Regions from separate parts of the Homo sapiens genome. Here region 1 is linked to region 2. The links are chromatin loops, found by intact Hi-C in ENCODE. Cell type or tissue: PC-9. All regions are shown on one strand.

Region 1 (8,000 bases), 140 kb before region 2:
TAATTTGACAAATAGAGCTGCATCGTAATCTGTTAACTCTCTTCCCAATAAGTTTATTGTTATAAAATCTGATATGTGATCTACTGTTAAACTATTTCTTATGCTTATGTAAATTATATTCATTAAGCTGAAACCTCTTTAAGCTTCAGCACTAGATATGACCTACTTTTAACTTTAATCTGAATTATTAACATTTTCTCATCACTTTCTTAATTCTAGACCAGGGTTGACAAACTATGGCCAGTGGGCCAAATCAGGCTCACAGACTGTTTTGCAAATAAAGTTTTATTGGCAAACAGCTGCACCCATTTATTTACCAATGGTTTGTGGCGGCTTTTGCACTACAAGGGCAGAGTTGAGTAGTTATAACAGAAACTGTATGGACCACAAAGCCTAAAATATTTACTATCTGGCTCTTTACAGAATAAATTTGTCGACCCTTAATCTAGTTGATCACCAAAACAACAAATCAAGCCCTGATCCACTGTGTTAGTAGGAAATACTCTCATCGTGGCCAATTTCAAGTTACCGGTGTGAACTCCAGTCAGGGAGAGGTGCTCAGTAGAACACCATTACACACACAGACACAGAACATGCTAATAACCTTCAGAGCAGAGAGAACAGAAAAATGTAGTACAAAAATTTGGAGTGACAAGTTTTGAGTTCTTTTTACCTTTGTTATTATGATAATTTATTGATTTTTGAGTTTATACAATTTAATTTTTAATAATGGCTATGTTCAGCAACTGCCTCCTTGTGGGGACAAAAGTGACTCCATCTTGGATGCTAATCTGCCATCTTGACTTCTGATTAGCCCAGTCCTGTGAATGACTCCTGATTCCTACTTTATTTACTGTCCATAGCATAGGAACATGCAACCTTGATGTTATCACACAAATTATAGGCTGTGATGCACAGAACATTCTTGCCTGTTCCAAAGGATTGCCTTTAATTGTCTCACTGGAGCACGCATACCCTTTCCCTATAGTACATAAGCCCTCAGTGTGGGGAGGAACAGTGTGGAAATCCACCTGTCTTGTGGCCACCCAAGCCCACGCTTCTGTCTGTAAGTTCCCCAATAAAACAAACTGAATTTGTCTGCCTTGTTCTTTGGTTTCTTGGCTCCGTCAGCATTTGAGGACCACTTTGCAAATGCAGCCCTTTCATCGAACACTGACAACATTCCTAAATATTTAACAGTTGGTTCTTGTGAACTGATACTGGCCAATCCCAGTACACCACCGCCACCTCCCAGATAAAAAAATCCACAGCAATGCTGGTTAAACGATAACATGAATTCATAACATTCATTTCTGAGCTTGAAGGAAATAAGATGTGTGACACTGTGATATAATAACAAACACATATTTCGTCTTTGTAATATGGTTCCTGGCTCAGAGCCCCTAAAACCCCTGTAATTCCCTGAGCATTAGTGGTGACAGCAGTGTGTTTTGTCACTTCTCATAAGCCCCCTTTCAACCACACCTTATTATGCTGATCAGGTGACTCTCACTGGGGCCCTAGATAGCTTCTGGATGGGGCCTGGTGTCAGAGGAACCAACCACAGGATTAGAAGGTTGGAACTTTCAGCTGGACAGGAGGGGAGAGGGACTGAAGATTGAGTCCATCACCAGTGGCTGATGATTTAATCAATCATGTCTATGTAATAAGTGGAACCTCCAATAAAAACCCCTACATAGAGGGGTTCACAGAGTTTCTGGGTTGGTCAATACATGCACGTGCCAGGAGAGTGATGCACCCAATACATGCACGTGCCAGGAGAGTGATGCACCCCAACTCCACAGGTGAAGTTACAGACCGGGAGAAGATATTTGCAATTTGTGTAACTAGTGAAACATTTGACTCCAGAAAAATTTTAAATCCTGCAATTCAATAAAAAAAAGAACAAATAAATTAATGATTAACAGAAGAGAAAATGTGTATGGCTATTAAAAAATGAAAAATACGCAGGGTGCAGTAGCTCACACCTATAATCCCAGCACTTTTGAAGACTGAGGCAGGCAGATTGTTTGAGCCTAGGAGTTTGCAACCAGCTAGGGCAACATAGTGAGACCCTCTTCTCTAAAAAAATACAAAAAATAGCCAGACCTGGTAGCAGGTGCCTGTAATCTCAGCTGCCCAGGAGGCTGAGATGAGAGAGTTACAGGAAAGGGGTCCTGATCCAGACCCCAAGTGAGGGTTCCTAGATGTCACGCAAGAAAGAATTCAGGGTGAGTCCATAGAGTAAAGTGAAAGCAAGTTTATTAGTAAAGTAAAGGAATCAAAGAATGGCTACTCCATAGACAGAGCAGCCCTGAGGGCTGCTGGTTGCCCATTTTGTGATTATTTCTTGGTGATATGCTAAACAAGGAGTGGATTATTCATACCTCCCCTTTTTAGACCATATAGGGTAAGTTCCTGACATTGCCATGGCATTTGTAAACTGTCATGGCGCTGGTGAATGTGTAGCAGTGAAGACGACCAGAGGTCACTCTCGTGGCCATCTTAGTTTTGGTGGGTTTTAGGCGGCTTCTTTACTGCAAAATTTTATCAGCAAGGTCTTTATGACCTGTATCTTGTGCCAACCTCCCATCTCATTCTGTGACTAGATATGCCTTAACCCTCTGGGAATGCAGCCCAGTAGGTCTCAGCCTCATTTTACCCAGTTCCTATTCAAGACAGAGTTGCTCTGGTTCAAACGCCTCTGACAGGAGGATCACATGAGCTTGGGGAGTCGAGGCTGCAGTGATCCTAGATAGCACTACTGCATTTTAGCCAGGGGGGACAGAGTGAGACCCTGTCTCAAATTAAAAAAAAAAAAAAAAGGAAAAAATGAAAAATATGTTCTACCTCATTAGTAATCAAGGAAACGCAAATCAGCATAACCATGAGATGGCATTTCATCCCTATCGAACTGGCAAAAATGTTAAAAACCTAAAACCAAGCACAGTATTGGCAAGGATGTGGGTAAATGTGGAGCCTCATTGAGCTCTGGCGGGAATATAAATGGCACCATCACGTGGGAGAGCAATTTGTCATCTAAACAGCAAACATGGAAAATGGAAAGTGCTAATCAGTAGGAAACTGGTTAAATAAATCGTGGTGATATTCATATATTGGAATGTCATACAAATGAACAAAGTAGATGTACATGTATCAATATAGATAGATTTGAAAATACTGCAAAATAGGTATAAAAGGCACATGATGGATATATATAAACTATATATGTGTTTATAAAAACACTGAACAACAGTATATATTTTGAATTTATAAAACCATTGGTAAAAGGCACATACCAGTTTCAGGATCATCACTTCTGGATAGAAAGGAAGGGAAGGAGATAAATGGGTTGAAAGTGAGGACTTCAACTGTATCTATAAAGATTTAGATTGATTGAAAAATGTTAAAATGTGTTCAATGTTGGAGGTCGAAACATGGGCATCTGTGTTTTGTTTCTGTTTTTGTTTTTTAGTGCTTTTTTGTGTGTGTTTGAAGTCTTTTTTTTTTTTTTTTTAAGAGTGTCTAGGAAGTGGTCAGGGCTAATTCCAACCACTTCATAAATTGTAGGAAATTGGAACTAGAAGACCCTTCAGCTCCATCTATTCAGCTCCCTTATCTTAGAAGACAGAAAACAGTAGGGCTAATGTTTATGTTTATCTATCATCTGTCTGTCTATCTATCTATCATCTATCTATCTATCATCTATCTATCTATCTATCTATCTATCTATCTATCTATCTATCTATCTGTCTATCTATCTATCTAATGCAATTTATAGATGGAAAATTTCCTGATTATTTTCTGGCATATATTTTGCACATAGTAGGCAGTCATTCAAATACTTGTGAAATGGAGGCTGGGCGGGGTGGCTCATGCCTGTAACCCTAGCACTTTGGGAGGCCAAGAGAGGCAGATAACATGAGTCCAGGAGTTCAAGTCCAGCCTGGGCAACATAGCGAGACCTTGTCTATATAAAAAATACAAAAATTAGCCGGGTGTGGTGGCATGCACTTGTGGTCCCAGCTACTCAGGAGGCTAAGGTGGGAGGATTGCTTGAGTCTGGGAGGTGGAGGTTGCAGTGAGCTGAGATCCTGCCACTGCATTCCATCCTGGGTGACACAATGAAACCCTTTCTCAAAAAAACAAAAACAAACTTGTATAATGGATAGGCACCCCCAAAAGTGTCCACGTGCTGCCTATTGCATTCATTTGCTCATCACTTACCTTGCAGGTGCATAGACTGAGGCCTGTGGCTTCAAATCATGTCACTGCTCTGATGCCTACGTCTACTCTGAACTAGTGGTTTTTAAATTAGAGTGTCATCTGCGAACTTAATAAAACTGCAATTTCTTTGGTTTTAATGCCAAAGACACTGATTTGGTGGATGGAGGTGGGGTGGATGGAGGTGGGGTGGAGGGAAGTGGGGGAGGTGGGCTGATTTGGGAGGTGGCGATGGAGTTATTTTAATGTGCACTTCAGATGTTGCTAATGTGCTGGCCTGCAGACTGCGCTCTGAGAACAGCAGCTCCAGCGTCTTGGCCACCTTCACTAAATACTTGCCTTGGTTTCCTCTTCTTTAAAAAAAAAAAGAAAAGAAAAGAAACCAGGGGAAAAAGGAGGCCTGGCTTACTGCTGGTGAACATGAAACCTCAGAAACCAGGGCAAGGCTCATCACCCAGCTTCGTGGAAAAAAATACCAGCCTAGTCGCCAAAATGAAAGTAGATTACCTCTGTGGCTAAAAACGGAAGCGGCAAGTTTCCACTGCAAGTGCCAGGGTTGGTAGAGAAATGGTAAGGCAGTGCTTAAGAAAAAGGAGTCCAGTCTTTCTCCCCCCTACCACCCCACCTCCCATCTTGATGGGCAGAGGGAGAAAAACAGGAGGAATCCAGCTGAGAAAGTCCCTGATTTATTAACAACTGTGTACTGATGACTAATCACTTACTAATGTTTGCAAAGTGCTTGGAGCCTTTCTATAAAAAGGGGACAAAATGTGGGCAACATATTCATAGTTATGACATCAAAGAAGAGGCCCAGCAGGAACATGAAGATGGCCGCTGACATGCCACATGCAGAACTTGCTAGCAGGACAGACAGACAGGACAGACTGGTGGCCAGAACTTTGGAATGGCATAATTAAACATTGTGCCACCCTGCCTCCCTCCCCTGCTCCATTCACGTTCCCTTCCCAAAGCCCCAGAGTCTGTAACAGCCAACAGGTCCAGTGTTGTCTTGCTGAACAGCAATGAGAGCTGCGGACCCTCAGGATGAGCACCATGGGCGGCCGTCACCTCTGCAGCCACCCAGAGTGACACCTGATAAGTCTTAAGGGTGCAGTCAAAATGGCCCATTGCCTTTCCCCCTCCTGGGAAGCCAGGGCACAGGCACCGACCCTAGTGAAGCAGAGTCAGGGATGAGAGGAGGAGGCTGTTTTTCAGGCAGTGACAACGATGGCAGCAGGCAGTGATGACGTCCAGAGTCTGGTGTGCACAGGTTCTAGGGTATGGTTTTGGTTGGGGCTGACCTCAGGGCTCCCTTTAGTCCCGCAGTTTTTCAGTCTTCCCAGTGGCCCTGTGAGCTACCCAGTACTCTTTCAGTCCATTTTTTCTACTTGTAACACCCAGAGCTTGGTGTCCATTGCTTATATCTACGAGCCCCAGCTGACTCACCAACGCCTCAGAGGAGGGAAGAGTTCCAGGCAAAGCAAACTACCCAGTTAAAAAAAAATCCTCACAGTTTCAGAGACGATAACGTCAGGAGCTTCAAAGCCTCGTTTGTTATTGTGGTGAATGGGCATCAGAGCTCTCTATACTTTTAAGAAGTGGCACACGCCTTTTGGCACAGCATTTCCCGGTCTATGACTTTATCTCCAGAGACACTCCCACAAGGACTATGCTAGCTGTTGGGCATGACTGCAAGTGAGATGGTGGCACCATTTTCTGAGGACCGATGGAGGGAACCAGTTGGGTGGTGGGGAGGGGGTTGGGGAGATCAAGGGTGACATTTAGGAAATGTTAAATTTCAGATGCCCCTGAAATACCTAAAGAAGTCACCAAGGAAGGATACGGAGGGCTTAAGAGTCTAGATTCAAATGAAAAAATAAATTTGGAATTCATCAGCAAATGGATGGTGTTTAAAGCTAAGAATGAAAAATACATCGACAGAGAAGAATAAGAGGTTGTATCTAGAGGTCAGGGAGAGGGCGACCTAGTGAGGAAGGTTGATTAGAAGTGTCTGGTGGGATAAGAGAAAAATCTATTTGCTGTATCATGGGCAATGAGAGAGGAGAGGGGTCTAAGAAGAGGGGGTGGGCAGTTGTGTTTCACCTTACAGCCTTCTCCTCTGTCAATTTCTTTCTTCTAGGTGTTTTTATAATAGACAAAGTTGGGTTTGACAGCATGGAGCTTATCGATGCCCTTGACACAGAGGTCACTGACACCCTTGACAAAAGGAGTTTCGGGGGAGTGGAGAAGCCAGAAGCCAGACTGGAGGAGACTGAAGAGTAGGTGAAGAAGCAGAAGGAAGGATGGGTGAAGCCAAGATGTTAGTGTGCAGACCGCTTGTGGGAGAAGTTTTGCTATGAAACAGGATGGGGAAAGGGAGGGAACACTGAGAGTCTGTCGAGCCACAGAAAGACTTCTTCTAATGAGAGATTCCAGCACGTCTTTGTGTGTGAGTGGAAATGATTCAGTGGAGAGAAGATCGAGGGTGCAGGAGGAGATAACTGGAGGAAGGAAGTCCTCCTTCATTCAACCAACACCAAGAGCTTCCCATGCCAGGCATCGTTTGGGTGTGAGCCACAGAGCACCAAGTGGCCTGGGCAAGGCTGCCTCTCTCAAGAGCGCCTGTGCTGGAGTGAGTTCAGGTCGGGGAGCAGGGTGCTTGGGGTGTGACAAGACAGATGTAGCTGTGAGTCTACCTGTGCATTTGGAGATGAGAAGAGAATTGCGCTCCCCTCTGATATGTGTATTTACTCAGCTCCATGTGGGGCAGGTCATGCATTCACCATGGGAGATGTGAAGAGAGAGATGCTGCCGGGGAAAGTCAACTCACAATGGAAATGGACAGAGTAGCTAAGCAGTGCCCATTAGAGGTTTGTGGCCATGAACTTAAAGTGAAACCAGTCAGCCCGACAGTGTGACTTTTCCTGTTGTGGTCAGCTGTGCATCCAAGTCAATACTAGAATCAGCCAAGGTTGAGGTTTTGCAGGATAAGTATGACTTAGAGAAGAGAGAAGCAAGGGGTTGAGGAATTCTGCCAGGGAGAGGTTGTAATGAGGCAACTTGCAGTCTGAGCTGAGTAAGGAGGGCAACAATGAGGGAAGGAATGACAGAAAACGCACAGGCAGGGACGTCAGTGAATGAGAGCCCTTGGGCTAGAGTCCTAGAGCACAAGAGAGCTGGGAGGATGTCTGAGATCGATAATTTAAAGGTGGCTGAGATGCTTGTTATGACAAGGTCTACGGTGTGACCATGAGACTAGAGTGGCTCAGGTGGGAAACAGGATAAGGCACTGAGTTCAGTTGAATGGTGGGCTCCAAAAAGATATGTCAGTGTCCTGGAACTTGCGACCCTGTGACTATAATTTTATTTGGAAAAAGAGTCTTGGCAGATATAATTCAATTAAAGATCAATGGATGAGATCATCCTGGATTAGCCATGTGGGCCCTAAATCCAGTAAGTGTCCTTGTAATAGAAAGAAGGGGAGACAGACACACAGACACAGGAGAAGACCAAGTGAAGAGATTGGAGTTACACAGTCACAGGCCAAGGAACCACCAGAAGCTGGAAGAGGCCAGGAAGAGTTCGCCCAAAGCCTCCAGAGGCACTGTGGCCCTGTCCATGCCTTGATTTTGGATTTCCAGCCTCTAGATCTGTGAGATAATCAATTTCTGTTATGCTAAGCCACCGATTTGAAGCAATTTGTTTCAGCGGCCCTAGGGAACTGCTACTGAGACTTAGAAGCTCTAGTGTTGGTCAGCTCCTCCATACGGATGTAA
Region 2 (8,000 bases):
GCTTGGTGGCGGGTGCCTGTAATCCCAGCTACTCAGGAGGCTGAGGCAGGAGAATCACTTGAACCTGGGAGGCGGAGGCTGCAGTGAGCCAATATTGTGCCACTGCACTCCAGCCTGGGAGACAGAGTGAGACACTGTCTCAAAAACAAAACAAAACAAAACAAAACACTTTTGATGTGATGATGATGATGATGATGATGATAACCAGGAAGCCTCTTCTCATGGCATGCTAAGGTGCAGCTGGCCTTCCCAGGAGGTGACCCCCATGAGGGACAAGTGGCCTTCAGGGCCTACTTGATCAGCCCAGCAACTGAGTTTGGGGCAGTCATTTCACAAGTTCAAGTATCCCAGTGGAAGGGGCTTTGAGGCCTCCAGCCCAGGGAGGTAGGTAGATGTGCAGCTTTGGCATGAACTCATCCTGACCCTGAGGATTTATCTCTGTTGTGTTTTGGAACAACACAGAATAAGATTAATAACACCACTAGGTTCTTATTAGCCTTTTTTAAGCTTAAATGGTCTTGGCAGCCTCAGTTGCTCACCGTGAAGCATGGTGCCCACACTCTGACTGCCTGGTCATTCTCCTCGTCTTACTCCAGCTCATCAAGGTTCCTCCTGAAAGGGAGGTTCCAGGGCTGAGGACAGTGTCCAGTGACCAGGTGGGCCTCATTCTGGTGCTATCGTTCCAGGAACATTGCCAATGCTAGCCACACGGAACCACTGGTTCACAAGTTCCCCCTTCACAACTCCTGGAAGGAATTCCTCCCTGACAAGTGGGAATGATGTTTGACAAGTGGGAATGATATTTGACAAATGGGAATGACGTTTCACCTCCTGCTTGGTCACTAGGACAGCAGGAATGTGGTGAGTAACTGTGTGCAAAGCCACGAGCTTCTTGGAAGACAAGCTCCAGCCAGAGTTCAACCCATTGTGAGCTGGTTGAGAAAAGCAGGGGCTTGAGAAAGAGCTGAGAACAATTAGACACTTTACCCCGCTGCTTATCTAGTGACTCCAGTTCTATTGTATTGGAGTCGATCTTGAACTTGGGAGTAGGAGGCCCTGTGGGGGTGGGGAAGCTGTTCTGCTGCCTCTGTCTCTCAGCAGTGGTGAAGAAGCCTGCCCTGCAGGGAGCCCACCTCTTCCCTCTCCTCCCTGGGGATGAATCAGCTGGTGGGAACCTCTTGTGCCTTGGGAAAGAAGGAAATAAAGCCAATGGGAAGCTGACGGCTCCACTCAGCCATAGCTGAATGGAGGCACTGTTCTTTCTGCTGAGGCAGCTTCCAAAGCTGAATCATCATTTTCTTTTTTTTCTTTTTTTTTTTTTTAGATGGGGTCTCACTAGGTTTCCCAGGCTGGTCTCAGACTCCTGGGCTCCAAGTAGCTAGGATTACAGGCGTGTACCACTGAGCCTGGCTGAACTATCGTTTTCATTCAAATATAGCTCAAACCCTTCTTCAGCACTTGCCTAGGCTAGCAAGACCGTCCCTGAACGTAGCAAGACTGTCCAGATTCTTCCAACAACCTTGTCAGACTGATGAGCAGCCATTGACAGCACGGGAGTGGGAAAATGGTCAATTATTCTATGCTGGCCACTTTGGAAAGAATCAGGCTCAGTCCTTCTTCCGGGGAGGGTTTCCACATCCTAAAATAGGGTGGGAGCCTGTCTTGCCGCATCCCTTCTTCTGCCTGCATTCTGAGTCAGCACCCTGGAGAGCTGCATCCCACCCCCTTCCTGACCGGTGAGGTCAGGGCAGATGCCGGCCGGCCTGCCTGGCCCCAGCACAGAGCAAGAGGGAAGGAACCAAAGCTGCTAGATGGGGCTCCCAAGGCCCAAGTTGAAGTGATCCTCGTGAAGGCTGTGGAAAGCTCCAACACCCATGAAGTCCAGGGAACAGGGTTCCAAAGAATAGCTTTGCTGAAAAAATTCTTACTGGGGTACTCAGACAGGGGTGTGGCATTGTTCAGCACTTGTTAGTAAAATGCTTCACATACACTAAATTATAATCTGTCCAAAGGGCAGCTATGGCAAGATGCTAGTGAAGTGTCACTTCCAATGTTCCCCCAGGAGCCATTGTTATGGAAGCTCTAATGTTGTGTGACTGAGAGCTCCAGACTCTCGGTGGCCATGCATATGACTGCAAGTCTTTATGTTTTAAGATCTAAGTTAGACCAGCTCCCCAGACTCCTTTGAGGCAGCTCTCCTCTTAATCGGATGCTGAGCTCAGAGTAAATGCTTCTGTCTTGCTTGCTCAGAGTGAAACACACCTACATTGCCTGGACAGAGGCTCTAAGAGGGGTCCAGCATGGAGAACAGCTCATTAGCCTGCATGGGAATCGTGGAATTCTTACCAGTCTGCCTTCTTGCCTCTCTCCAGCTTAGTGGGTCTCAACAGCAGAAGGGAAAATGAATCAGTGGAAAATTGCTAAAGTGAAAATCTGGGGGCCCATCAGAAAGATTCTGGCTTGTGAGTCTGGGGTGGGACTAGGAATCACCACCCCCAAGTAATTCTGCTGTGCGCAGGAGCACTCCATGCTGTGAGTGCCACTGGATGCTCCAACACTGTCAAGTCAGGAGCACCGAGGAAAGCTCACCACCTGCAGTGAACATCCCAGCTCTCACCAAGGTGGCTCACTTCCCCAGCTACCAGCTAGCCTTGGCTCATGGGTCCACGGCCCTGGCCACACAGGTGGCCTCCCCACAGCCTCTGCCACCTTCTCATTAGTTGTCTAGCAGGCTAGGCTGAATCCAGCCTCCCTCCCAGAAAATGAAGGCAGAGGATGTGCACCCTTCTGTTGGCCCAGTGTGCTCTCTGTTAGGAAGAACAGCCAAAAGGCAATTGCAGTTATAGAAATGACCCATGTTTCCTGGAGTTGTCCTGGGAGATGGAAACCCCTGTGTCTGCCTCTGCATTCAGCCCCACCTCAAGAGCAGAGAGATCTTTTCTTCTCCAGCAGTGGAGAGTGGACACCACTCCTCCGGTCACCAGTGCCCTGAAGCTGCAGTGCCTTCACCTCCACTTGATGGCAGGAGGTAGAAGAGAAACATTCCCGGCACTCCTGACCTTTTCCTTCAGGAACACTGCTGTAAGTGAGCTTCTCTTCTGTAGAAATTCCTGTGGTGTAATCTACCCACACCTGGCGTCTTAGGCCGCCTGGGCTGCTATAACAGAATACCATAGACCTAAGGTCTTACAAACAACAGAAATGTATTTTTCACAGTTCTAGAGGCTGGGAAGTTTAAGATCAGAGCACTGACAAACCCAATGTTTGGTGAGAACCCGTTCACGGACGGTCACTTCTTGCTGTGTCCTCACATGGTGGAAGGGATGCTTGCGCGTCCTCGGGCCTTCTTTATAAGGGCATTAATCCCATTCATGAGGGCTCCAGGTCATGACCTAATCACTCCCCAAAAGCCCCACCTCCTAATCCTACCTCCTTGGGGGTTAGGATTTCAACACAGGAATTTGAGGGGGAGCAAACATTCAGACCACAGCGGACAGGTTAAATAGTTTTCTAATGTGCTATCCTGAAAACATACCCATAATGCATGACATGGTTGCTCTGGGAAAGGGCATTCTGAAATCCTCAAATCTCACCGCAAGCAAACTTGGGGAACATCCTCTGCTTGTGAGCTGGGGACTGCCTGCATGACTCAGCCCTTTAGTGTGTTTCTGACGGGGGCAGGGGAAAGCCCAGGACCTGACTCCAGGAGCCTGGCACGACTCCATCAGTGAGAACCTGGAATAGGCATCCTCCCTGAAACGCCCAGGTGCCTCCCTCCACAGCTCATAGTCAGGGATGTCAGGCTTCTGGTGGGCCCTTGGTAAAGGGTCTGTGAATGAACAACTATGAATGCTGCTTGCGGCCAGTCCAATTGTCCTACCTACCAATCAGGAAGCCAAAAGCCCCATTGCAGAGCTCTGGCCCAGCAGACAGAAAAGCCGTTTTCTTCAACTACCACGTTACTCTTGTCTTCACTTAGGAGATCCAGTGAGCTGTGGGACATCCAAACCGGGAGATATTAGTGGACGAAAAGCCCTGAGGAGCGGGTGCTCTGGGTTGTGTTTTCCACCCTGCCGCAGATTCGGCCTGAGCTATGCATTCTTTCCCCACAGATGCTGAGCAGGGTGATTTTGCAGAGACCCCGGTGCCCCAGTTTGTTTGTGCTCACAGCCCAAATAATTTTAAGCAGCACTTAATGAGTGATCAGATGCAATGTCCTTTATTCAAATTTGGTTTATACATTTGATGATTATATGTGTTTGGGGACACGCACCAAAAAAATTCTCTCTTCTATTTTTCTGACAGGGTTGGAGCATGCAGCAAAAATATAATGATGAATTAAGTTTAAGTTTCAATGGAAAATTCTGTAAAATTGCAAAATGTCATCATTGCCATACGGGGGGAGCTAGGGAAAGGATACTGCACCCTTAGAGGCAGAAATTCACAAATGTACACACCCCCGAAGGTGGATTAATAGTTCTTCCAAAGTCTTCTGGGGTCCCTCACCCTAACACATAAATATGCAGTCTTGAATGAACAATTAGGAGATGGTGGCCCCTTTAATTTAATGAATTTCTTTAGGAGGATGAAGCCACAGATTCTTTATGAAAGCCATAAAATAAAAGGGAAGGAGAAATGGAAGATTACTTGAGACCCATTAGAAAAATAAAAAGCTTTCTTGGTGGGGGGACGGGGGCAGTACATGTCAGTAATCCCTTGAGCAGCAGGACTGAAGGTTTAGGGAGGAGTCTGGTGTCCCAAACTGCTTATAACACAGACAAGACCAACTTCCACATGTTCAGGGAGCAAGCAGCAACTCCCAACAAGAACATAATTTACTCTCATCTGCTGATTCTGACCCAGGGATGTTCCTCTAGCCCACTTCAGATAAAGCAGGCAAGTAGCTAGGACTGAAACATGACATAATCCGAGGTATGAGGTGTATCTGAGGCACAATCGCCACTCCTTTTCAAATATGCACAATGCCGGTCATATCAAGCCATCTCTCCCTCCTCTCTGCTCATTCCTGAGTCAGCCATGAGGTGAGTTGTGATTTCCTAATGGTGTCCTGAACCAAAATGCAGGACACCCAGGACACCATTTAGACTTGCCAGGCCCACGGAGATGACAAAAAACTCAGCTCAGCATGGAATAACGTGAGCTGCGCACTTCATCGACAGCCTGCGTGTCAGAGGCGGGGTTACATCCCCACGGCCTGGGGCAAGGCCCACTCCCTAAGCCCTCAATTATGAGCAGGTTCTGTGCTATCAAGAAGACACACAGCCAACAGCCTCATTTAGGCTCTTGAGCCTTTGGAGGACAAGTCAGCTGTATCCCAACCCTCCCTAGCCTCCTGGATCTCTGCTTCTCTCTGGGCAGGAAATTGAATACTCTCCCAGCAAGATCACACAGACACATCCATGGAAGAAGCTGAGATGAAACATGACTCTCATAAACAGGAACTTTATTAAACTACATGTTACATAAAAGAACATATAAATGGACCATTAAATACATTCAGTTTATTTTAAACAAATTTACATAGATACTTATTTACATTTCTCCATTGTATTCTTAAATTATTTTTCCAAGCTTACTACCGATAAAAGGTAATACAATGATCATCTGCTCACACAGATGCATAGAGAAGTTGTCCACAGGGCTAAGTAAAGCACCACTTCCCAGGAAACACAGCTTATTAGATCTTCCAGCAACAACTCATGCTGAAGGTGCTCTCTTCTGAGCAGCCCTTGAGGTGAGGCTTTTGCTTTAGAGATGCTGGGGGTTGGTTCTGAGGAGCTGACCCAGGGCAGAGATGGGTCCTTGCTGATTGACCTGACTTGGACTCACAGAGGTGGAAAGACCTGTGGAGACCATCATCGAGGCCATGGCCCCACATCTGTGATATGGGAAACAGGCTTGGGAAGAGGTGGTGACTTCCCAAAGTCACCCAGCATCCATGATAGAGGAAGGGCCTGGGAGCTTGGTACCCAGGGTTCCTCCAAGAGGTCCCGATCCCTCTGCTATCCACAAATCCACAAACTTAGAATCACTTGCATCCATTTTCCACCACCATGGACCTTATGCTTTGAACTGTTTTGTCTACCTGATTAAATATATAACTTCTTAGGCTTCTTGAGATGGTGAAAAGCAGCTCAGGATTCCCATAAGCAACTTTGTGGAGCCCTGGAAATACCTACTCAGGGCTGTTTTTACAAGAGGTTTTGTGGTCAGGTGCTTTACTATTTCAGCCATAACGTTTACCTTTAAAACTCAGCTGACTTATGGAAGCTCAGCATTTCCAATTCGCTTAGATGACAGGCAACAGTCTGCAGAAGGGAGGTTCTAACGTCAACCACGTGGATTCCCCACAAACGCATCATATTTGCCTAAATCCATCTATCTACCAATGTCAGATCTAAAATGAGGTTTCACTAATAAGTGACCTAAAATTAAAAAAAACACAAAAAAGTTTCTTAAAAAAAAAATTCCAAGAATTTCCCCGTTTCCCAATTAGTCTCAGAGGAGTCGTGAAATGGGCATTGGGTAGAAAAAGTCCCATGTTTTCAACTGTTTCTTTTGAATAAAGCCTGATTCCCCCACTCTGCCCCCGAACTTTTCCCGATGATATACATTCTTCTGAAAGCAATTTCATGCTTTTAGTCTGCTTTAAAAAACCTGACTTGGTTCTTCTCAGTATTTAAAAACCACTGTACCAAGGAAGAGATGTCCACGTTAAAAACTATTATTAAGAGACAGAGACAAGGAGAGAGAGACTCTCTCCAGGCCATGTTAGAAAAGAAGGAAGTGCTGGGAGCACACAAAGAGAGAAGAAAGGCTGGGAGACAGAATGGTTTGCACCTCCCTGTAACCAGAGTGAACACAGGTCATAGCAGCCTTCACTCAGTTTTATAACAGACACACGAATGGAGGAACATGGGATTGGAAAGACGCACACTGTCAAACAGCCCTGATGCCTTTCCACTAAAATATGGCACTTCTAGATTCCAGAGAAATCCAGCATTCTACCAGGGGCTGCCACCCATCTGCAGGGAAGCCTGCCCTGCAACCATGAGGCCCTCAAGGCTCATACTCCACTGCTCACAATGCGCGCCCTGAATACATGGAAGCATCTGATTTCTGTCTGAGTCCAACTTTCCCTCCTGTTCCTAGACAGACTCACACCCAGAGTCATGCACGGAGAAGTGGGCAAGCCAGACAATCTTCAGGGAGACACAGCCCATCACAGGATACCCAAGGCTTATGGGGAAGTCCAGTTGCCAGCAACGGACCCTGTGTGGGCAGGTGAAACTCTGAAGCCAGAGAACACAGGAAGATAAAAATATCTTCATACTGAGGATATACTGGCCAAGTGTGGTGGCTCACACCTGTAATCCCAGCACTTTGGGAGGCTGAGGTGGGAGGATCACTTGAGCCCAGGAGCTCGAGATCAGCCTGAGCAACATAGTGAGATCCCATCTCTACAAAAGATAAATTAAAAAAAAACAATTAACCAGGCGTGGTGGTGCACGCCTGTAGTCCCAGCTCTGAGGGAGGCTGAGGTGGGAGGATCACTTGGGTCTGGGAGGTCAAAGCTGCAGTGAGCTATGATTGTGCCACTGCAGTCCAGTCTGGGAGACAAGAGCACGACCCTGTCGCAAAAAAATACATATGTATTTTTTTCCTGGGAGGCATTTCACTCTGCAAAAGGAACCAAAACTAGAACATTTCATTTTTGTTTTGTTTTGTTTGAGACAAGGTCTCACTCTGTCATCCAGGCTGGAGTGCAGTGGTGGGGTCCTGGGCTCAAGTGACCTTCCCATCTCAGCGTTCAGAGTGGCTGGGGCCACAGGCATGTGCCACCACACTCGGCTAAATTTTGTATTTCTGATAGAGACGGGGTTTCTCCATGTTGCCTAGGCTGGTCTCGAACTCCTAGGCTCAAGCAATCCACTCATCTTAGCCTCCCAAAGTGCTGGATTACAGGCATGAACCACTGC

The links. A loop is a pair of places that touch in the nucleus more often than their neighbours do. Peaks named below come from ENCODE experiments on the same cell type or tissue, not always from the same donor. Only the 100,000 strongest peaks of a DNase experiment are listed, where the experiment ranks them.
Region 1: it touches region 2 in a loop (4-fold over the local background); 3 of 110 quality-filtered maps call a loop at or near these places.

Annotation. Positions count from the first base shown.
Region 1 is chr4:153,112,734-153,120,733 of GRCh38, reverse strand. No RefSeq gene overlaps it. Among named protein-coding and RNA genes, the nearest start is that of TRIM2, 88 kb to the left of the region's middle. RefSeq lists an enhancer at 7,964-8,000. In PC-9, no CTCF peak of the experiment used is centred here; a DNase peak (open chromatin) is centred at 4,963; H3K4me3 peaks cover 495 bases; H3K27ac peaks cover 990 bases.
Region 2 is chr4:152,977,119-152,985,118 of GRCh38, reverse strand. FHDC1 (FH2 domain containing 1) reads right to left here. Exons shown (of 12, transcript NM_001371116.1): 12 at 5,448-8,000. Among named protein-coding and RNA genes, the nearest start is that of FHDC1, 45 kb to the right of the region's middle. In PC-9, no CTCF peak of the experiment used is centred here; DNase peaks (open chromatin) are centred at 938 and 3,538; H3K27ac peaks cover 5,223 bases.